Linked DNA regions of Homo sapiens: region 1 is linked to region 2. The links are chromatin loops, found by intact Hi-C in ENCODE. Cell type or tissue: PC-3. All regions are shown on one strand. Each heading gives the region's core, and the rest is flanking DNA. Links, peaks and the distances in the headings are about the cores only.

Evidence for each region. Peaks named below come from ENCODE experiments on the same cell type or tissue, not always from the same donor. Only the 100,000 strongest peaks of a DNase experiment are listed, where the experiment ranks them.
Region 1: a loop joins it to region 2, with 2.8 times the contacts of the local background. A loop is called at or near these places in 2 of 110 quality-filtered maps.

Annotation. Positions count from the first base shown.
Region 1 is chr1:8,041,742-8,053,206 of GRCh38, forward strand. The region is part of intron 2 of ERRFI1-DT (ERRFI1 divergent transcript); the gene reads left to right. Among named protein-coding and RNA genes, the nearest start is that of ERRFI1-DT, 21 kb to the left of the region's middle. RefSeq lists an enhancer at 4,046-5,245. In PC-3, for the core only: no CTCF peak of the experiment used is centred there; DNase peaks (open chromatin) are centred at 5,600 and 6,190; H3K4me3 peaks cover 949 bases; H3K27ac peaks cover 3,792 bases.
Region 2 is chr1:8,253,730-8,265,194 of GRCh38, forward strand. It overlaps LINC03154 (long intergenic non-protein coding RNA 3154), which reads left to right and starts at 5,642. Exons shown (of 2, transcript XR_007065454.1): 1 at 5,642-6,264. RefSeq lists a silencer at 5,960-6,254. In PC-3, for the core only: no CTCF peak of the experiment used is centred there; DNase peaks (open chromatin) are centred at 4,102, 5,392 and 5,992; H3K4me3 peaks cover 1,137 bases; H3K27ac peaks cover 3,248 bases.

The DNA.
Region 1 (11,465 bases), core at 2,100-10,099, 210 kb before region 2:
CATTTTTTTCTCATCTCATGCTCCCAATTTGGAAGTTATACCCTCTATTTCTCTTTTTTGGTGGTTACCTAGAAATTGTGAAATGCTTAACATAGCAAAGTCTAAAGCTAGTATCTTTACTCTCCTGAAAAATACAAGAAACACTTAAGAACATGTTAATTCACATCACTGCCTCCTAATTTTCATGTTCTTCCACCTCCCAATTTTCATGTTTTTGTCCAGAATTTAAACTTCTGTTTTTTTTTTTTGTTTGTTTTGTTTTTTTTTGAGATGGAGTCTTGCTCTGTCACCAGGCTGGAGTGCAGTGGCGAGATCTTGGCTCACTGCAACCTCTGCCTCCTGGGTTCAAGTGATTCTCCTGCCTCAGCCTCCCTAGAAGCTGGGACTACAAGTGTGCACCACCACCACGCCCAGCTAATTTTTATATTTTTAGTAGAGACGGAGTTTCGTTGTTTCTTTCCCTTTCTTTTTTCTCCTGCTATAACTTTGATTAGATAAGTATTAGATCTTTTTACTCTGTCCTTGGTGTCTTTTAACTCTTTTGTATTTTCTATTTCTTTCTCTTTTTGTGCTACATTTTGTATAGTTTCTTCAAATCTATTTTCCAGTTTGCTATTGCTCTCTTCAGCTATATCTGCTACTTAACATCAATTGGCTTTATAATGTGAGTTATTATATTTGTCATTTTTAGATGTATTTTTTTCAAATGCACCTAAAAATAATCACATATCAAAAATAATCAAATACATCTTGATTATTTTTGATAATTTTTTCCTTCTCTGATACTTTATTTCTTTAATTACTGTAAACAAAATTTTTTATTTTTATAGATTAAGGGGTACAAGAGCAGCTTTCTTACATGGATATATTGTGTAACAGTGATGTCTGGGCTTTTAGTGTACCCATCACCTGAAGAGTAAAATATTGTACCAATAGGTAAATAGTGAAAATTATCATTAGGTAATTTTTTATCCCTCACCCACCCCTCTCGTCTTCTTATCTTTGGAGTCTCCAGTGTCTATTATTCCCCTCTGTATGTCCATGTGTAGCCTTTATAGTAAACCTTATATTTTATATTTGTTATCTAATAATTCCAACATCTGAGGTCTTTGTGGGTTTACTTAGGCAGTTTGTTTATTCTGCTTAGTTTTACTTTCAGTAAACGTCATTCTCAGCAGTGTTTCCTCATGCGTTTTGTGCTTTTTGATTCAAAGCTTATATTCTTTGGGACTTTATTTGTGAGAAGTCAAGGATTGGAGTTGGTTTATGCTAGACACCTAGAGCCACTTTTAGCCAGATCACTTCAATAAACTAAATTTTTGGCTAGAAGTGTTTTTTGGGCCAGCACACAGGTATCTCTCTCTCTCTCTCTCTCTCTCTCTCTCTCTCTCTCTCTCTCTGTTTTTTGAGTTCGAGTTTTGCTGTTGTTGCCCAGGCTTGAGTGCAGTGGCGTGATCTTGGCTCACTGCAACCTCCGCCTCCTGGGTTCAAGCGATTTTCCTGCCTCAGCCTCCTGAGTAGCTGGAATTACAGGTGCTCACCACCATGCCTGGGCAATTTTTTGTACTTTTAATAGAGACGGGGTTTCACCGTGTTGGCCAGGCTGGTCTCAAACTCCTGACCTTAGGTGATCCACCTGCCTTGGCCTCCCAAAGTGCTGGAATTATAGGTGTGAACCACTGCGCCTGGCCCAGATATCTCATTACTGTGTAAGGATGAACTTTTGGTGAAGAATTCTCAGGGAAACTTTTTTCTTTCTATCACAGCCAAGACATGAGTAAGCAAGTATTCCCTCTATCCCCTTCTTCAGGGCAAACATTTTCTAGGGTCCCAACTTTATGCAGCCTTTCTTTTGGCATCCCACTCGATTAGGTCCCAGGCTTTGTCTCCCAAATCCCACAAACTCAACCTACTAAAACTCAAGGCTAAGCATCAGCAAACTTTTTCTGTCAGGGGCCAGATGTAAACGTTGTAGGCTTTGTGGGCCATATGGTTTCTCTCACAACTACTCATCTCTGTGGTTGTAATATGAAAGCAGCCATAGACAATACATAAATTAATAGGAGTGGTTGTGTTCCAATAAAACTTTATTTACAACAATGTGTGACAAGCTGGATGTGGCCCACAGTTTGCTGACTCCTGCTCTAGGCCATCGGGAATTGGCAGATGCCCTCAGGGAAGATGCCAACTTCATCATTTTCTTGCCCAGTTGGTGTCATGCTTTCTCTCTCTGTCATGCCTCTGAGGATTTCACTTACTATTTTGTCAGTTCAGTCATACCTTTATAAAGATTTAAAAAATATTTTGCTTGCAGTGTTGAAGTATTCCATACCAGGAGGGTTTCTATGGATATCACCAGGCAGGAGTGCAGTGGCAGGATCTTGGCTTACTGCAAACTCCGCCTCCTGGGTTCAAGCGATTCTCCTGCCTCAGCCTCCTGAGTAGCTGGGATTACAGGTGTGTGCCACCATGCCCAGCTAATTTTTGTATTTTTAGTAGAGACAGGGTTTCACCATGTTGACCAGGATGGTCTCGATCACTTGACCTCGTGATCCACCCACCTCGGCCTCCCAAAGTGCTGGGATTACAGGCATGAGCCACTATGCCCGGCCGGAGTTACCAGTTTTTGAGAGGAAGACCACAAAGGTAAAATTCCATTTTCATGACATCGTATCATGGATAAATGCAGTAACATGATTTATCACCATTGATGTTGACCTTGATCACCTTGCTGAGAAATACGTAGCCTTCTAAGGCCTACATAAACATAATCAGTGATGTTCAGGTCAACTATTCTGAACAAAATTTGAAGGGTTGAGTCATTGAATCACCATGAAATCTACAACAGAAAACTGTCATATTCATTGCAATTCATGAACCCAAATACATATATTGATGGGACTTCTTTAAGCATAAGTTTAATTTGGTATAGTGTGAGAGCCGGACGTGGTGGTGTACACCTGTAGTCCCAGCTACTTGTGAGGTTGATGTGGGAAGATTGCTTGAGCTCGGGAATCCAAGGCTGTAGCACACCATGATGGAGGCTGTGAATAGCCACTGCACTCCTGCCAGGGCAACATAATGAGACACCCATCTCTAAAAAACGATACAAGTATGCAGTGTGTTTTTGGTGATGCTGTGAACTAGAAATTAATGTTAGAACAGAGTCTTTTCCTTTTTTATCTTTCTGTTGCCCAAGCTGGAGTGCAATGGCGCGATCTCAGCTCACTGCAACCTCTGCCTCCCAGGTACAAGCGATTCTCCTGTCTCAGCCGTCCAAGTAGCTCAGATCGCAGGCATGCGCCACCACACCTGGCTATTTTTTTTTTGTATTTAGTAGAGGCAGGGTTTCACCATATTAGTCAGGCTGGTCGTAAACTCCTGACCTCAGGTGATCCACCTGCCTCAGCCTCCCAAAGTGCTGGGATTACAGGCGTGAGCCACTGCACCCAGCCTAGAACAGAGTCTTAAGATCTGTTCTTTAATGCAGGCTGAGGCAGGCGGATCATGAGGTCAGGAGATCAAGACCATCCTGGCTAACACTATGAAACCCCGTCTCTACTAAAAATACAAAAAATTAGCCAGGTGTGGTGGCGGGCGCCTGTAGTCCCAGCTACTCGGGAGGCTGAGGCAGGAGAATGGCGTGAATCCGGGAGGCGGAGCTTGCAGTGAGCTGAGATCGCGCCACTGTACTCCAGCCTGGGCGACAGAGCGGGACTCCATCTCAGGAAAAAAAAAAAAATCTGTTCTTTAAAAGTTTTGGCATATTATTCTGACTGCAAAAATTTTTGCATGTATGCATGCGGAGGTGAGAACATCTATATGTATCCATATGTCAGATATAGTCCTTGATTTTCTAGAATTGTTTTGCAAAGGAACACATCTTCTCTAGAAATGATTTAGCTGTCCGATGACACTGATTCTTGTTTCCATTCACTGAATAAGCCTTTTGAATGTTTGAACGGTTAAATTTTCCGCAACCTATTTAATCTTTTCCAGCAGCCAATAAAAAAGTTTAGTAAAATGAGGCCAGGCGCAGTGGCTCACGCCTGTAATCTCAGCACTTTGGGAGGCCGAGGCAGGCGGATCACCTGAGGTCGGGAGTTCAAGACCAGCCTGACCAAGATGGAGAAACTCCGTCTCTACTAAAAACAGAAAATTAGCTGGGAGTAGTGGCACATGCCTATAATCCCAGCTACTTGGGAGGCTGAGGCAGGAGAATCGCTAGAACCCGGGAGGCGGAGGTTGCGGTGAGCTGAGATCGCGCCATTGCACTCCAGCCTGGGCAATAAGAGCGAAACTCTGTCTCAAAAAAAAAAAAAAAAAGAAAGTTTAGTAAAGTGAATCTGAATGATTTATTTGTACAGAAAGAATGAATTTCCTCTTAGTCATACATCCGACACCCACACGATACCTTGTCATTTTCAGAAGAAATCTGATGCCCAATTAGTGTGTTTTAATTTAGCCAGTGATTTTCCATCTGGCTCTAATGTGTATTCTGGAGGGTGGACTAATATGGAGTTCAATGGTTTGTTAGGTTTTGAGATGGAGTTATTGGCTACAAAGAACATTTCACAGAAGCAGGACTTCATAGATTCTGAGTTTTTCCCCTTGTTTTGGTTAGTTGCAGGATGAATGGGGACAGAAGAAGCAGATGCTACTTATTTTGCGATTACATGCCTTAATATAAATAGTTTAAAATGAGGAAAAACCTTTACAAAAATAGATGACAGAGCAAACTGTTTTCTTGTCTAGCGAAATTTCTGGCAAATAGGTAAATGCTTTGTTATTCTAGGATATAAGTCACAGATTTTAGATAAGCATATTTTGCACAAATAACAAGTTCTCTTTTTAAAAGTTTTAGGCCGGGCGTGGTGGCGCATGCCTGTAATGCCAGCACTTTGGGCGGCCGAGGTGGGCGGATCACTTGAGGCCAGGAGTTGAGACTATCCTGGCCAACATGGTGAAACCCCGTTTCTACTAAAAATACAAAAATTAGCAGTATGGTGGCGCACTCACGTAGTCCCAGCTACTCGGGAGGCTGAGCAAAAGAATTGCTTGAACCCAGGAGATGAAGGTTGCAGTGAGCCGAGATCGCGCCATTGCACTGCAGCCTGGGTGACACAGAGACTGTCTCAAACAAGAAACAAAAAACAAAAAACAAACAAAAAAAAGTTTTGTCATTTTTGCAGATACATACACAGAGAGAGAGAGAAAGAGATCGATCTTGTCAACTTTTAAGACTTCCCTGTGTTGAGTACATTCATATACTAATATTGAAATTAATGATTAAATTCAACCCACAGAAAAATCTAAGACTAAATAAGCCTATTATAAAATTGAAGTTTTCAGTAAGGGTGTTGATTCCTATTATAAAAATAGAGGAGATTCCAGAAGTAAGGGCTCCTGGACAAAATATTCTGTTTTCCATTTTGTGGAATGGATTGTTTCAGTCCATTTCCAACAGGTTCGCATTCTGTTTTCATGTTAGGTTTTCTGACCTTCAGTGGTTTTGTTTTCATGTACTTGAGCATATGGTCCCAGACAGCTGACATTGTTCATGTCCTTTACTTCCCTAAGAATTACACAACCTTCCCAGGCTTTCTCATCTCCAGCAGTTTTGTCACATTGCTGAGTAACGTCCACCCTTGGTAATCTCTTAACATTATTTCCATTCTGTATGTAGACAACAAATTAGCATTTATGACCTAGGTTTTCTGTTTTTCATGAAGGTATCAGACAATCTCAAATGTCTGTGGAATGTTACGCTTGACTAGGAAGGTGTAAATTGTTTCTTTTGATAGTTCTTAATTTCAAATGATTATGAATTCATTATTTTTAATGAGAGAAAGGTGATTGTATACCTGCAAAACTTTTAAACATCGACCTTTGGTAAAACACAATTCCAATTGTGTTTAATCATGACTACTTAGATACAACTGAACAAGCCCCAGGCACAGAAGTTACGACTAAAACATTCAGCCCTTCCAGGAACAGAACCAGAAATTTCTCCATATGTCTGTAGACGCTGAACTTCAGGATGTCTGTGAATATTTTCTGTGTTCCACTGTCCCCTCAAGTTTGTTTCCCAGCCATGGAAAATGCCCATGAGAAAGAGTTGTGCAATTGCTAACTGTTAGTCACTTTATATTTCCTGTATCCCCTATTTAATTTCCCTGGTAGCTGGCAATAACATCTAGGATTTAAGTTGCTGAAGGGTATTTGGGAAAACCCACATAAATGTCTAAGATGAGGTTTGGCAAGCAATGAATCTTGGTGACATAACAATATTATAACTAGAGATTTCATCAGACAGAGGAGACAGGAAATCCCTGACACTGCCAAACACCCACTTAAACTCATTTGAGTCCGAGGACCATCGTTTGTTAAAAATGGATTTTACACAGTTTTTAATTTGATGAGGCTGCTGAAATAAAAATTTGGACCTGAATTTTAGATGCAATGAGATTTCTCAAAGGGACTTTGGGAAAAAAGAAAAGAAAGAAAAGAAAAAAAGAACTTATGTAAAGTTCCCGTAAGGAGAGCAACAGCTGCTATGGAATAGCCAAGCCCTGCTCCACCAGGAAGGGGCCTGAGCTTTGGCAAGGATACACTTAGCCTGACCAATCCAGAGACTCAGCCTCCACTACCAGTGGGATGACGGATTTCCCAGTCGTACTTTTCTCACACCCAAGAACCTAATGGACATAATTTTAAGTTTAAGGCAGCATTATCTATGGGCACAAAAATAATTAGAAAGGATAAATAAGATCTAGTACTTGATAGCACAACAGGGTGACTACAGTCAATAATAATTTAATTCTACAGTTTAAAATAACTAAAGACCCCCTCCCATGCCATTACCTTCAGACTTCTCAACCCCTCCCTGCAAAAAAGAAAAAATAATAACTAAAAGAGTATAATTGGATTGTTTGTAACACAAAGGATAAACGCTTGAGGTGATGAATACCTCATTTACCCTGATGTGATTATTACACACTGTAGGCCTGTACCAAAATTTTTCATGTACCCCATAAATATATATACCTACTATGTACCCACAAAAATTAAAAATTAAAAAAATACAGCAGTATCTAAATGGAGGTATTATAGTTATCTTTTCCACTGTGAATTCACTGGTCTGAATTTTATCCCAGCCTAGATATTGTTTAATAGTTTGTAAGTTTTAACTGCTTCAAGGTAATTTTTGTTCATGTTTTGTTTTCACTGTAGTCTTGCTCAACACATATGATCAGATTCTGTTCTAGAATTTGTTAACTTTTTATTAGAGGGGCATGTACACTTGAAATCTATTGTCCTATTCTTTACTTTTCTCAAGCTATGCCTGCCAATTCTTTTTTGTTTGTTTGATTTTTTTTGTTTGTTTGTTTTTATTATACTTTAAGTTCTAGGGTACATGTGCACAATGTGCAGGTTTGTTACCTATGTATACGTGTGCCATGTTGGTGTGCTGCACCCATTAACTCGTCATTTACATTAGGTATATCTCCTAATGCTATCCCTCCCCCCTTCCCCCACCCCATGACAGGCCCCGGTGTGTGATGTTCCCCACCCTGTGTCCAAGTGTTCTCATTGTTCAGTTCCCACCTATGAGTGGGAACATGCGGCGTTTGGTTTTCTGTCCTTGTGATAGTTTGCTCAGAATGATGTTTTCCAGCTTCATCCATGTCCCTACAAAGGACATGAACTCATCCTTTTTTATGGCTGCATAGTATTCCATGGTGTATATGTGCCACATTTTCTTAATTGAGTCTATCATTGATGGACATTTGGGTTGGTTCCAAGTCTTTGCTATTGTGAATAGTGCCACAATAAACATACGTGTGCATGTATCTTTATAGCAGCATGATTTATAATCCTTTGAGTATATACCCAGTAATGGGATGGCTGGGTCAAATGGTATTTCCAGTTCTAGATCCTTGAGGTATCGCCACACTGTCTTCCACAGTGGTTGAACTAGTTTACAGTCCCACCAACAGTGTAAAAGTGTTCCTATTTCTCCACATCCTCTCCGGCACCTAGTTTCCTGACTTTTTAATGATCGCCATTCTAACTGGTGTGAGATGGTATCTCATTGTGGTTTTGATTTGCATTTCTCTGATGTATGCCTGCCAATTCTGTTGTACTTATTGTATCATCCTGGCTAGCTACTTTCTTTGTCAAATTCTTTGATATTTAATTCTATCACTTTGATAAGTATTGAGGTCATCCATTACCATGATATATGTCTATTTATTCCATTTCCACTATTTCAGAGATTTTTATTATATGAATTGGATCATGAATTGAGTGTTACATTTGTATGATTTAATATTTTACCATTATTTGGCAATTTTATCTGCTGATGCTCCTTGCTATGGGCTTTGATTTAATCTCATACCACAGCGATCAGTTCTGCTCCTCCTCAGTTTGCACGATACCTTAGCCTGAAGACCATCATCTTACTTCAAAGGTTGGCATCTGTTTGTGTTTTCATAACTCCTGTAGACAGCAGATGACTGGGTTTTGCTGTATAGTGAGGTCTAGTGTATTTGTTCATAGTGTTATATGTAACTTATCTCCACATTTACATCTTTAGCCCCACTCCCTGGACTCCAGGTCTTGGATGTCTAATAGGTATCTGTATTAGAGATTTCTCTTTTTTTTTTTCTTTTTTTTTGAGATGGAATCTTGCTCAGTCAGCCAAGCTGGAGTGCAGTGGCACGATTTCGACTCACTGCAACCTCTGCCTCCTGGGTTCAAGCGATTCTACTGCCTCAGCCTCCCAGGCAGCTGGGATTACAGGCATGCCCCCACCATGCACAGCTAATTTTTGTATTTTTAGTAGAGATGGGGTTTCGCCATGTTGGCTGGGCGGGTCTTGAACTCCTGACCTCAGGTGGTCCTCCCACCTCGGCCTCCCAAATTGCTGGGGTTATAGGCGTGAGCCACCTTGCCCTGCCTAGACATTTCTTGTATTGATTTCTTAGGGCTGCTTTAAGAATGTACCACAGGCCAGGCGTGGTGGCTCACATGTGTAATCCTAGCACTTTGGGAGGCCGAGGTGGGCGGATCACAAAGTCAGGAGTTCGAGACTGGCCTGGGCAATATGGTGAAACCCCGTCTCCATTAAAAATACAAAAATTAGCGGGCGTGGTGGCACGTGCTTGTAGTTCCAGCTACTCAGGAGGCTGAGGCAGAGGAATTGCTTGAACCTGGGAGGCAGAGGTTGCAGTGAGTCAAGACTGCGCCACTGCACTCCAGCCTGGACAACAGAGTGAGACTCCATTGCAAACAAACAAACAAACAAACAAACAAACCATAAAAAGAATGTACCACAAATTGGGTGGCTTTAAACAACAGAAATTTATTCTTTCACAGCTTTGGAGGCCCGAAGTCCAAGATCAAGGTGTCACCAGGGCCATGCTGCACTCTGGGTGGAATCCTTCCTGGCCTCTTCTGGCTTCTGGCTGTGGCTGGCAATCTTGGCATTCCTTCACTTGCAGCTGCACGCCTCCCCCGCTGTGCCTCCATCTTCCCATGGTGCCAGTCATAGTGGATGAAGGGCCCATCCTACTCCAGAATGAGTTCATCTTTAAAAAATTGCATCTGTAAGACCCTATTTCCAAATAAGGTTACGTTGCGCAGGCCTGAGGGTTAGGGCTTCAGTATATTGTTTTGAGGGACGCAATTCAACCTCTAACAGCATCTGAAACTTCGCATGTCAAAAGAGAATTTTCAATTTCTACCCTGTACACCTGCTTCTCCTTCAGTGTTTCCCATTTCAGTAAATGGCAGCACCATCCACATGATTTCTCAGGCCAGATGCCATCCAGGAGTCAACTTTGACTTCTCTTTTTGTGCTCACACCCGAAATCCAATCCATCAGGGAGTCCCATCAGCCCACCTTCAAAATGTCTTTCCAGCCTCACTGCTTTTCACTACTCCATGGCACTGACCAAAGCCACTGTCCCCACTTGCTTGGAATACTTAGTAACCTCCTGTATAGTTTCCTTGCTTCCACACTGGCCAAGAATTTGCTCTCGGTTGTCCACAGAGCAGCCAGAGAGAATCTTTCAAGAACATGCCATTCCCCTGCTAAAACCCTCCCGTAGCTTCCCAGAACCATCAGAACACAAACTACACTGCCAGTCTTGGGCTCAGGGTGCTGCATTGTTTCACCCTCACCTCACTGCACTTTCCCCTCATTTTGCTGTTGTGTTCCTGACTTTCTGTGTGTGGGGGATTTCAAAAAATTTATTTTAATTTAACTTTTTTTGAGACGGAGTCTCACTCTGTCGCCCAGTCTGGAGTGCGGTGGTGCTATCTTGGCTTACTGCAACCTCCACCTCCCAAGTTCAAGCAATTCTCCTGCCTCAGCCTCCTGAGTAGCTGGGATTACAGGCACCCGCCACCACGCCACCATGCCCAGCTAATTTTTGTATTTTTAGTAAAGACAGGTTTTCACCATGTTGCCCAGGCTGGTCTCGAACTCCTGACCTCAGGTGATCCACCTGCCTTGGCCTCCCAAAGTGCCGGGATTACAGGCATGAGCCACCGCGCCGGCCTTTATTTCATTTTATTATTTTTTTTTTGACACAGGGTCTTGCTCTGTCGCCCAAGCTGGAGTGCAGCCGTACGATCACGGCTCGCTGCAGCCTCAACCTCCCAGGCTCAATCAATTCTTCAGCCTCAGTCTCTGAAGTAGCTGGGACCATAGGCGCATGCCACCACGCTTGGCTAATTTTTGAATTTTTTTTTTTTTTTGAGATGGAGTCTCGCTCTGTCGCCCAGGCTGGAGTGCAGTGGCACGATCTTGGCTCATTGCAACCTCTGCCTTCCAGGTTCAAGCAATTCTCCTGTCTCAGCCTCTGGTGTAGCTGGGACTACAGGCACTGGCCACCAGGCCCGGCTAATTTTTGTATTTTTAATAGAGATGTGGTTTCACCATATTGGTCAGGCTGGTCTCAAACTCCTGACCTCAGGTGATCCACCCACCTCAGCCTCCCAAAGTGCTGGGATTTCAGGCGTGAGCCACCGCACCCGGCCAATTTTTTATTTTTTTGTACAGACGAGGTCTCACTATGTTGCCCAGGCTGATCTTGAACTCCTGAGCTCAAGCAATCCTCCTGCCTCAGCCTCCCAAAGTGCTGGGATTACAGGCATGAGCCACGGCACCCAGCCCAAAAAAGTGCTTTAAGTAGTTTCATGGAGGCATAATTTACATACCATAAGATCCACTTGTTTTAAATCCACAATTCAAAGATTTTTAAATAAACTTGTAAAGTTGTGCAAATATCATCACAATCCAGTTGGAGAACATATCACCCCAAAAGATCCCCCATATCTGCATACATAATGAATTTTTTTAAGTTTCATTGAGGTATCTTCTTGTGGTTTTTATAAAAGATATTTTCTGGCTGGGCACTGTAATTCTAGCACTTTGGGAGGCCGAGATGGGTAGA
Region 2 (11,465 bases), core at 2,253-10,252:
TCAAATTAACAAATTAACATAAAGTAAAATGTACTCTTTTTAGCCATTTTTAACTGTGCAGTGCCATGGCATTAAGCACGCTCATACTGCTGTGCAACTTCTCCACTACCCAACTGCAGAGTTTTTTTGTTTTTTTGTTTGTTTTTTTTTTTAAATATATCTCGCAGAACTAAAACTCTGTATTCATTAAACACTAACTCCTCATTCTCCCTACCCCTATCCCCTGGCAGCCACCATCATCCTACTTTCTGTCTCTATGAATTTGACTGTTCTAGCCACATCATACTCATATGAGTCTAATCATGAGTGGAATCATACAGTATTTTAACTTTTTGTGACTGGCTTATTTCATTTTGCATAACATCCTCCAGGTTCATCCATGTTGTAGCACGTGTCAGATTTCCCTTCCTTTTTTTTTTTTTTTGAGATGGAGTCTCACTCTGTTGCCTAGGCTGGAGTGCAATGGTGCGATCTTGGCTCACTGCAACCACCACCTCCCAGGTTCAAGCGATTCTCCTGCCTCAGCCTCCCGAGTAGGTGGGATTACAGACGTGCATCACCACACCCGGCTAATTTTTGTATTTTTAGTAGAGATGGGGTTTCACCATGTTGGCCAGGCTTTTCTCGAACTCCTGACCTGAGGTGATCCGCCCACCTTGGCCTCCCAATTTAAGACTTTTTGTCCATTTTTGATTTGGGTTGTTTGCGAGTTTTTTACTTAGTTTCAATTAAGAGTTTTCTATGTATTCTAGACATTAATCCCTTATCAGGTATGTGATTTGGAAATATTTTCTCCCATTTCCAACCCTATGGGTTGCCAAATACTTTCAGCCCCACGGACTGCCTTTTTACCCTGTTGGTAGTATTCTTTTTTCTTTTCTTTTTTTTTTTTTTTTGAGATGGAGTTTCGCTCTTGTTGCCCAGGCTGGAGTGGAATGGTGCCATCTCGGCTCACTGCAACCTCCACCTCCCAGGTTCAAGCGATTCTCCTGCCTCAGCCTCCCGTGTAGCTGGGATTACAGGTGCATGCCACCACGCCTGGCTAACTTTTGTATTTTTAGTGGAGACGGGGCTTCACCATGTTGCCCAGGCTGGTCTCCAACTCCTGATCTCAGGTGATCCACCCATCTTGGCCTCCCAAAGTGCTGGGATTACATTACAGGCATGAGCCACCACACCCGGTCGATTACTATAGCTTTGTAGTAAGTTTTAAAATCAACTATATTCTTCTGTTTCAAGACTGATTTTGCTGTGAGGGTTCCCTGATATATATATATATATATATTTTTTTTGAGACGGAGTCTCGCTCTGTTGCCCAGGCTGGAGTGCAGTGGCACAATCTCGGCTCACTGCAAGCTCAGCCTCCCGGGTTCACGCCATTCTCCTGCCTCAGCCTCCCGAGTAGCTGGGACTACAGTCGCCCGCCACCACTCCTGGCTAATTTCTTGTATTTTTAGTAGAGAAGGGGTTTCACCGTGTTAGCCAGGATGGTCTCGATTTCCTGACCTGGTGATCCGCCTGCCTCGGCCTCCCAAAGTGCTGGGATTACAGGTGTGAGCCACCTCGCCCGGCCAGGGTTCCCTGATATTCTGTATGAATTTTAGGATGGATTTTTTTGTTTCTGTAAAGAAAATTGTTGGGATCTTCTTTCTTTCTTTCTTTCTTTCTTTCTTTCTTTCTTTCTTTCTTTCTTTCTTTCTTTCTTTCTCTGTCTCTCTCTCTCTCTCTCTCTCCCTCCCTCCCTCCCTCTCTCTCTCTCTCTCTTTCTTTCTTTTTTGAGATGGAGTTTCGCTCTTGTTGCCCAGGCTGGAGTGCAATCTCAGCTCACTGCAACCTCCGCCTCCCAGATCCAAGCAATTCTCCTGCCTCAGCCTCCGGAGTAGCTGGGATTACACGCATGTGCCACCACACCCGGCTAATTTTGTATTTTTTTTTTTTTAGTAGAGACAGAGTTTCTCCAGATTGATCAGGCTGGTCTTGAACTCCTGACCTCAGGTGATCCGCCCACCTTGGCCTCCCAAACTGCTGGGATTACAGGAGTGAGCCACTGCGCCCGGCCCATTGTTGGAATTTTTACAGGGATTGCATTGAATCCGTAGATGCTACCATCACTTTTTTTTTTTTTTGAGACTTTTGTATTGCTTTGTCACCCAAGCTGGAGTGCAGTCATACAATCAAGGCTCATTGCAGCCTTGACCTCCTGGGCTCAAGGGAGCCTCCCACCTCAGTCTGCCAAAGTGCTGGGATTACAGGTATGAGGCACAGTGCCCGGCCTCCTATTACCTTTTTAAAGTTTAACAAATTAGTATATTGAAGAGGTATTTTGTTATAGTTAGTTTACATTTTTGTTCCTAATAAGGTTGATTAGCTATTTGTAAATCTTTCTGAATGTTTGCAATCTTTTGTCTGTTGAAATTAAAAAAAAATTTCTACTGGTGTTTTAATATCACATATATAAAGGATATTGAGAATATCAACATTTCTTTTGTCACATAAAATCTCCAAATATTCCTTGGGCCCCTCTTTGGGCACTGTGTAGAATGTTGGCTGAAGTAGGGAGGAAAAAGCCATAATCCCTGTCCTTGTGGGGTAGGAAGGTTGATCAGCAATATTGAAATAATTACCCAAATATGTCATTACAGATGGGAATAAGTGACGTAAAGGCAAGAACGAAAGTACAATGAAGGGGACCTGATCTAGCTGTGGGCTCAGAGAAGGCTGAGATGCTAAGATGAGTTGCAAATAACTATAGATGGTGTGGAGGGGTGAAATCGGAGTTGAAGAGCCTTCCTGGCAAAGATGTGAGCACGTGCAAAGGTCCTGAGGTCTGAAGGAGCTGGATGTGTCCAAGGACATGAAAACAGGCGGTTTGACCTGAAATGTGAAGAATGAGAAGTTGAGGGAAGTAGGGTCAGGCATGGAAACGACGTTTCAGACAAAAGAGAAGGCATCAGCTAATTGGCCAGCAATTCTTTATTTTGTCTCATAGATACTGTGGGTACAGTTGTGCATAGACAGCCACCTGAGGCCTAGACTGATGCCCATGGGCTTCTCTGCTCCTCGCTCTGACATTTTCTTTTTTTTGGTTTTTTGAGACGGAGTCTTGCTCTGTCAACTAGGCTGGAGTGCAGTGGCAAGATCTTGGCTCACTGCAACCTCTGCCTCCCGGGTTCAAGCGATTCTTCTGCCTCAGCCTCCCTAGTAGCTGCAAGCACCACCATGCCCAGCTAATTTTTCTATTTTTAGTAGATACGGGGTTTCACCATGTTGGTCAGGTTGGTCTCAAACTCCTGACCTCATGATCCGCCCGCCTTGGCCTCCCAAAGTGCTGGGATTTCAGGTGTGAGCCACCGCATCAGGCTCTGACTTTTTCTTAGATCAGTGCACCACCCATCACCCTGGTGGTCTCCTGAATTGGCTTATTCATTCATCCATTCATTAACTCCACAAATATTCATTGAGCACCCTGTGATGTGTGAGGTTTACTCTGAGGGGCTGGGGCGGTAGCAGTGAACAAGACACCCGACCCCTGCCCCTTAGGGACAGGAGAGATGGACGATAAACAAGTGTGCAAATAAATCAGCTAGTCTCAGATGTCTATAAATCCTTAGAGGTAAATTAAAGAGGGAAAAGGGCAGACAGTCATGTGGCTGGACTTCCGCAACCATCATGAAGCTGGCTGAAGGGCTAGGTCCTGCAGGCCCTTGTAGGCCAGGTAGGATCTTTACCTTATCCTCAGTGTGAAGGGAAGTGACAGGTGGTTTTCAGCCAGAAGGTGATTCCGTCAGGTTTGTGGTTGGGAAAAGTCCCTCTGGCTTCGTTGTGGACAATGGAATGGGGGCAGAAGAGTGGATTCCAGAGATCATGGGGGTGCTATTTCAGTGGCCCAGGTAGGAGGTGATGACGTCCTGAGAAAGGGTGGAGGCAGGGACCACAGAGTGACAGGGATGGGCGAATCCAAGGTCTTCAGGAAGAACAGTTCACAAGACCTGGCAAAGGATGGGGCAGGAGAGGAGGGAGAGGGTGGAGCCCAGGAGGTAGCCTGGGTCCTGGCTAGCTGGAGAGGGTGCCATTGAATGAAAAATGACTCATGGAAGGGCCCGACTGTGGGGGAAGACCCTGCGATTGGTCTTGGTGAGTTAGTGCCTGGAGGCATCTGTGGAAATAGAAAGCTGGTGAAGGCAGAGGAGAATCAGGAAATGCAGACGGGGCAAGTGTGCGGGTTTGAGATATTTCGGGGTGAACAGCATTGGACACTGGGGATGAGGGAGAGGAAAGTGACAAGGATGGACTCAGGTTTCCAGCTTGTGCCACCTAGAAAGAGGGTCTGCTGTTTTGTGGCATGTATTTTCCCTGGTTTGTCATTTGCCTTTTTTTTTTTCTTGAGATGGAGTCTCGCTCTGTCGCCCAGGCTGGAGTGCGGTGGCGCAATCTCGGCTCACTGCAAGCTCCGCCTCCCAGGTTCACGCCATTCTCCTGTCTCAGCCTCCCGAGTAGCTGGGACTACAGGCGCTGGCCACCACACCCGGCTAACTTTTTGTATTTTTAGTAGAGACGGGGTTTCACCATGTTAGCCAGGATGGTCTCCATCTCCTGACCTCATGATCTGCCCACCTCGGCCTCCCAAAGTGCTGGGATTACAAGCGTGAGCCACCGCGCCCAGCCTGTCATTTGCCTTTTACTTTTGTTTTGGGTGGGGTTAATTTGGCTCACGGTAAAAGAACAGTTTTCCTGCATGTTTTATTAACACTAAAATGAAACGCATTTAGGGTCACAGAGATTTGGGGCCATACTAAACCAAAATTTTAAAAATAAAGTCCTTGGCTGGGCGTGGTGGCTCACACCTGTAATCCCAGCACTTTGGGAGGCCAAGGTGAGTGGATTGCTGGAGCCCAGGAGTTTGAGACCAGCCTGGGCAACATGGCGAAACCCCATCTCTACTAAAAATACAAAAAATTAGCCAGGCGTGGTGGTGGTACCCTCCTGTAGTCCCAGCTACTCAGGAGGCTGAGGTGGGAAGATCCCTGGAGCCCGGGAGGCGGAGGTTGCAGGGAGCCAAGATCAGCCACTTCACTCCAGCCTGGGCGGTAGAGGAGATCCTGTCTCAAAAAATAAAATAAAATAAATAATTTCCTCCGTATCCTCAGAAACAATTCAAAGCCATGTGTAAACCCAAAACTGAGTTCATCACTTCTAAGATCAGAAGAATTTGTGTTTGTTTATGATGAACTCACACACCATAATCTTCCAAAATCATTGAATTCCAGGTGTGACTAAAGCAAAGTTTCAGATTGCAAGTTGACACTGTTACCTGAAAGCTGCACACAACTGCTGAATCACTTTTTAAACAAGCATGAAAACAACAATTTCTCTTGTTCCCAGTACAGCTTTGAGCCACAAAAATTAATTACATCACCTAGGAAATTAGCCCTGCGTTTTGCATCCAAAGGTCAATGTTCAGACTGAGAAATGGTTTAGTGCTTCCAAACACAGGGCTCAGCACATAAATATTTATCATGCAGAGGACAGGAACTCATTGTACATGGCTTGTTTACCTTATCAGCCAGTTACCTGGGGCAAAGAGTCCACTGTCTGCTTCCTGTCCTAATTTCCCTTGCCCAAGACCTTGGGCAATTGTTTATTTGACAGAGTGTTCTGTCCCATTCCCTTTCTTCTGGGAATAAGGGCACAGGATACTAAACAAATAGATCACCTGGTCTGGGAACACCTGATTTCTGGAGAGGCTGAGACTTCTAGGTGTTTGCTAGAAAGATCCAAATACAGGAAAGAGAAAACAGCTGCTGCGTTCACAAGAAAACGGAGGATGCATTTCTCCCCATGACTTCGGCTTGTTTGGGTTCGCATTTCAAGTGCTCTGACTGGGCTTTATGGAATGTCCTGTCAAGCTTTTGATTGTGAAAATAAAGTTACAGAGACACAGGGGAACAATAATCACAGACGCGATTTGTAGCACAGACACGGCCTTTCATTTCATTCCTCTTTTCTGTGTTTACAAATTGCGACTGTTAGAGAAACGTTGGCCAAGCTGGCTCTTTAACCTGGCCACATATTTATTTTGGCCACTCTTAGCTTTTATTTCGCAAGGTCTCATACTCACCAGCTCAGGTGCTTGTTACATAAGAAAGCTCTGCCGGCGGAGTGCCAAAAATTCAGCTCAGCATTTTCTGCCTCCCTGCAGTGGTCCCAAGGAATGGATACCTCTGCAACCATCTGCAACCTGGACCTTTGCAACAGGAATCTCAGGTTAGGTGACACTGGCCAACATGCAGGGAAACTATGTCAACAAGCTAGTTTTCCTTTCCTTCCTTCCTCCTTCCCTTCTTCCCTCTCTCCCTCTCCTCACCTCCTTTCCTTTCTTTCATTTTTGATACAGTAGGGTGTCTCACTATGTTGCCCAGGCTGGTCTCAAACCACTGGCCTCCAGTGATCCTCCTGCCTCAGCCTCCCGAAGCTCTGAGATTACAGGTGTGAGCCTCCAGGCCTGGCCCCAAACTAGTTTTCAAGGGTTGGTTATCACATCCCTTGTATCTTGGTTCTCACCAGTCAATCATTACGTACTTTGCATGGATTTATTAGAATAGATTTTAAATCTCTTGTTTTAGCCTCTTCTACTTGTAGAGCTACCAATCCTAGAAGTTTACTAGCAACTCTGCATTGTTACATTTTAATTTGCATTTTGTTTTGCATATATTTAATTTGCATTTAGTTTTGCATTTAGTTTGATTGTTCATTTGCGTCTCTCCTTTCTGAACTGCCTGCTGTTCTTTGCTCACTTTTTCTATTTTATTATTATTAAGACTAGTCACGTGTAGTAGTGAGAAGGAGGGAAAGAGTCTATTGGAGTTTTAATATCATGTATACAGTGGATATTAAGAATATCAACACTTCCTTTTTTTTTTTTTTGAAACAGAGTTTTGCTCTTGTTGCCCAAGCTGGAGTGCAACGGCGCGATCTCGGCTCACTGCAACCTCCGTCTCCCAGGTTCAAGCGATTCTCCTGCCTCAGCCTCCCGAGTAGCTGGGATTATAGGTGCCCATCACCATGCCCAGCTAATTTTTTGTATTTTTAGTAGAGACAGGGTTTCACCATGTTGGCCAGACTGGTCTTGAACTCCTGACCTCAAGTGATCCGCCCACCTCGGCCTCCTAAAGTGCTGGGATTACAGGCATGAGCTCCTGACCTCAGGCGATCCGCCCACCTTGGCCTCCCAAAGTGCTGGGATTACAGGCGTGAGCCACTGTGCCCGGCAACACTTTGATCTTTGTTATATAAAATCTCCAAATATCCACTGGGCACCTCTCTAGTCCTAGGGCTGCACACGGGTTCTTTTATTTGTTCTAAATGTAATCCTTCCAAGCTTCATGAGATAATCCTTCCAATTAATTTTCCAAAATTTGGTAAACAAATTCACATTAATATTCAGTGATCCCATGAAGACAAGGTTTTGTTTTGTCTTGTCCATGGTTGAATTTCAGCACCCAGATGTGCGTGGACCAAGTAGGTGTTTGATAAATATTTATTTAATGAACAGAATATCCATACAGGAATTCAGAAATTAGTATTCTCCCCTGAGCCATCTGCTTTCTCTTTTTCTCTCTCTCTCTTTCTTTCCTTCCTTCCTTCCTTCCTTCCTTCCTTCCTTCCTTCCTTCCTTCTTCTTTGTTTTAGGACAGGGTCTTGTTGCTCTGTCATACAGGCTGAAGTGCAGTGGCATGATCTCAGTTCATTGTAGCCTTAACCTCCTGGGCTCAAGCAATCCTCCTACCTTAGCCTCCCGAGTAGCTGGGACCACAGGCACATGCCAGGATGCCAGGGTTTGTTTGTTTTTGTTTTTGTTTTTTGAGAGACAGGGTCTCACTATGTTGCCCAGGTTGGTCTTGAACTTTTAGTCTTGAGAGATCCTCCCTCCTCAGCCTCCCAAAATGTTGGGATTACAGGTGTAAGCCACTGTTCTGGGCTGCCATCCTTTCTTCCTTTTTTTTTTTTGAGACAGAGTCTTGCTCAGTCACCCAGGCTGGAGTGCAGTGACGCGATCTTGGCTCACTGCAAGCTCCGCCTCCCGGGTTCACGCCATTCTCCTGCCTCAGCCTCCCGAGTAGCTGGGACTACAGGTGCCCCCACCACACCCAGCTAATTTTTTTTGTATTTTCCGTAGAGACGGGGTTTCACCATGTTAGCCAGGATGGTCTCCATCTGCTGACCTCATCGTCCACCTGCCTCGGCCTCTTAAAGTGCTGGGATTACAGGCGTGAGCCACCGCGCCTGGCCATCCTCTTTCAAAGCTTAAAAAAAAGAAAATCCTGGCAGGCGTGGTGGCTCACGCCTGTAATCCTAGCACTTTGGGAGGCCAAGGCGGGCAGGTCACGAGGTCAGGAGATCGAGAGCATCCTGGCTAACACGGTGAAACCCCGTTTCTACTGAAAATACAAAAATTAGCCGGGCGTGGTGGCGGGCGCCTGTAGTCCCAGCTACTAGGGAGACTGAGGCAGGAGAATGGCGTGAACCTGGGAGGCGGAGCTTGCAGTGAGTTGAGATTGCGACACTGCACTCCAGCCTGGGCGACGGAGCGAAACTCTGTCTCAAAAAAATAAAAAAATAAAAAAGTAAAGAAAATCCTAACCTTTTATTACACCCCAAAGTCAGCCTTTCATTCCCATGATTATGCTAATGGTTTTTCTCTAAAATAGTTTCCTGATATATAGTAATTTAAAATGTGTGTGGGCCAGGTGCAGTGGCTCATGCCTGTAATCCCAACACTTTGGAAGGCCGAGGCGGGCGGATCTTCTGGAGTCGGGAGTTCAGGATCAGCCTGGACAACATGGTGAAACCTCGTCTTTACTAAAAATATAAAAAACTTTAGCTGTGCGTGGTGGCGGGCACCTGTAATCTCAGGAGGCTGAGGCAGGACAATCACTTGAACCCAGGAGACAGAGGTTGCAGTGAGCTGAGATCGTGCAATTGCACTCCAGCCTGGGCAACAAGAATGAGACTCCATCTCAAAAAATAAACAAATAAATAAAATTAAATGTATGTGGTATATCCTAGGGTGTATACGAAAGTGGGAAAATATTTTTAGCTTTCTTTTTCTCCTTCGCCTTCTTCTTCTTCCTCTTCTTTCTTCTTCATCTTCTTTTTTTTTTTTTTTTTTTTGAGACAGGGTCTGGCTCTGTCACCCAGGCTGGAGTGTAGTGGCACAATCAACCTCTCAGGCTCAAGTGATCCTCCTACCTCAGCTTCCAGAATAGCTGGGACTACAGGTGTGAACCACCACTCCAGGCCCCCAAATCCTCCTTGATGTATTTTGTGGGCTTTTGACCAGTGTCTTCACTAGAATATCTCACTCTAACTGCCAGAAAACGGACATAGTTATCCTATTATAATTTGTGTTACAATGCTAACTTTCTCCACTTTACTAGCTTTCACTTGTCCACTCTGAAATGAGATTGGGGGGCTATGCAAACCCTGAACACGCAGGGAGTATGTGATGTATCATTTCTATGGAATGAACTAAAGAATTCCTGAAAGTTCTCTCTCCTTCAAGGACTCCCCCACCGCCCAACACACACACACACATGCACACACGCACACACACACACACTCCAACTGCACCCAAGTCCCACCTGGGTTCATGCAATATTTACTGTGTGGTGACTCTGTGTCAAGCATTATATGAGGCAACAGCAGCAGAGATTTGTACCTGGGGCTAAAGATTTCTAGGCAGTCTCTTTTTTATTTTTTGTTTGAGACAGAGTCTCGCTCTGTCGCCCAGGCTGGAGTGTAGTGGCACGATCTCAACTCACTGCAACCTCCATCTCCTGGGTTCAAGTTATTCTCCTGCCTCAGCCTCCCAAGTAGATGGGATTACAGGCACCTGCCACCACTCCTGGCTAATTTTTGTATTTTTAGTAGGGACGGGATGTTGCCATGTTGGCCAGGCTGGTCTCCAACTCCTGACCTCAGGTGATCCACCCGCCTCAGCCTCCCACAGTGCTGGGATTACAGGTGTAAGCCACCGCGCCTGGCCGTATTCTCTTTTTAAAAGTAGGTTCAACTGGGATAGCTATCACATAAATCACCAATGCCCTGTGATTGGTGTGAATCAATTTATAAGATTGCTCAAGGTCACCAAGCCTGGAAGGGGTGGTGTCAGGATTCCCACCCAGGCTGTCTGGCGCCATAAATTCCTAAAGTGTTGCCCTGCATGTCCTCATTTTGGGAGGATACATGTTGCCTGCAATCATCCTCCTATTCCCCAAACATGTTTGGAGTCACCTTCTTGGAATTCCATTAGAAACTAAAGGACTCAGAATCTCACACCAGCTCTACCGGTAAGCAGCTGAGATACTTAAATGAATCACTTCACGCCTCTCCCTCCAGTCTTCCCATTTATAAAATGAGGAGATTTGACGCATGTTTCACAAAATTCCTTTCAGCTCCAATAATCTGTGTTTTGGACATCTCCACTTGTTAAGTGGAGTTAAGATTATAACTTGTTAAGTGGAGATGTCCAAAGCACAGATTATTAGAGCTAATTCTTCCATTAGTCTCGAGCATGGATTCTGTGCCCTTCTCTGTAATGTGGGGACACACACACACACACACACACACACACACACATATATATATATATTTTTTAAGGCGGAGTCTCACGCTGTCGCCCAGGCTGGAGTGCAATGGTGCAATCTCGGCTCACTGCAACCACCACCCCCAGGTTCAAGTGATTCTCCTGCCTCAGCCTCCCAAGTAGCTGGGATTACAGGCATGTGCCACCACGCCCAGCTAGTTTTGTATTTTTAGTAGAGATAGGGTTTCTCCACGTTGGTCAGGCTGGTCTTGAACTCCCAACCTCAGGTGATCCATCTGCCTCGGCCTCCCAAAGTGCTGGGATTACAGGCATGAGTCACCACGCCTGGCCCAATGTGGGGATATTTGAATTTGCCCAGGCTATCTTGCTGGGTTGTTGATTACATGAAATAATGGCTTTGAAAACATGGCAAATGATAAAGTGCTAGATGGACATAGGTTAGTTAGTCTTGTTACTTTCTGTCATCCAGTTGTCCAGCTACTGCTACTTTCTATAGCCTGCAATTCACTTTGGTTTTGTTGTTGTTGTTGTTTGTTTTGTTTTTTGTTGTTGTTGTTGTTTTGAGACAGTCTCGCTCTGTCACCCAGGCTGGAGTGCAGCAGCGTGATCTCGATTCACTGCAACCTCCGCCTCCTGGGTTCAAGCGATTCTTGTGCCTCGGCCTCCCGAGTAGCTGGGACCACAGTTGTGTGCCACCACACCCAGCTAATTTTTTTTGTATTTTTAGTAGAGATGGAGTTTCGCCATGTTGGCCAGGCTGGTCTCGAACTCCTGACCTCAGGTGATCTGCCCATCTCAGCCACTTAAAGTGCTGGAATTACAGTCTTGAGCCACTGCACCTGGACGACCTGCAGTTCAC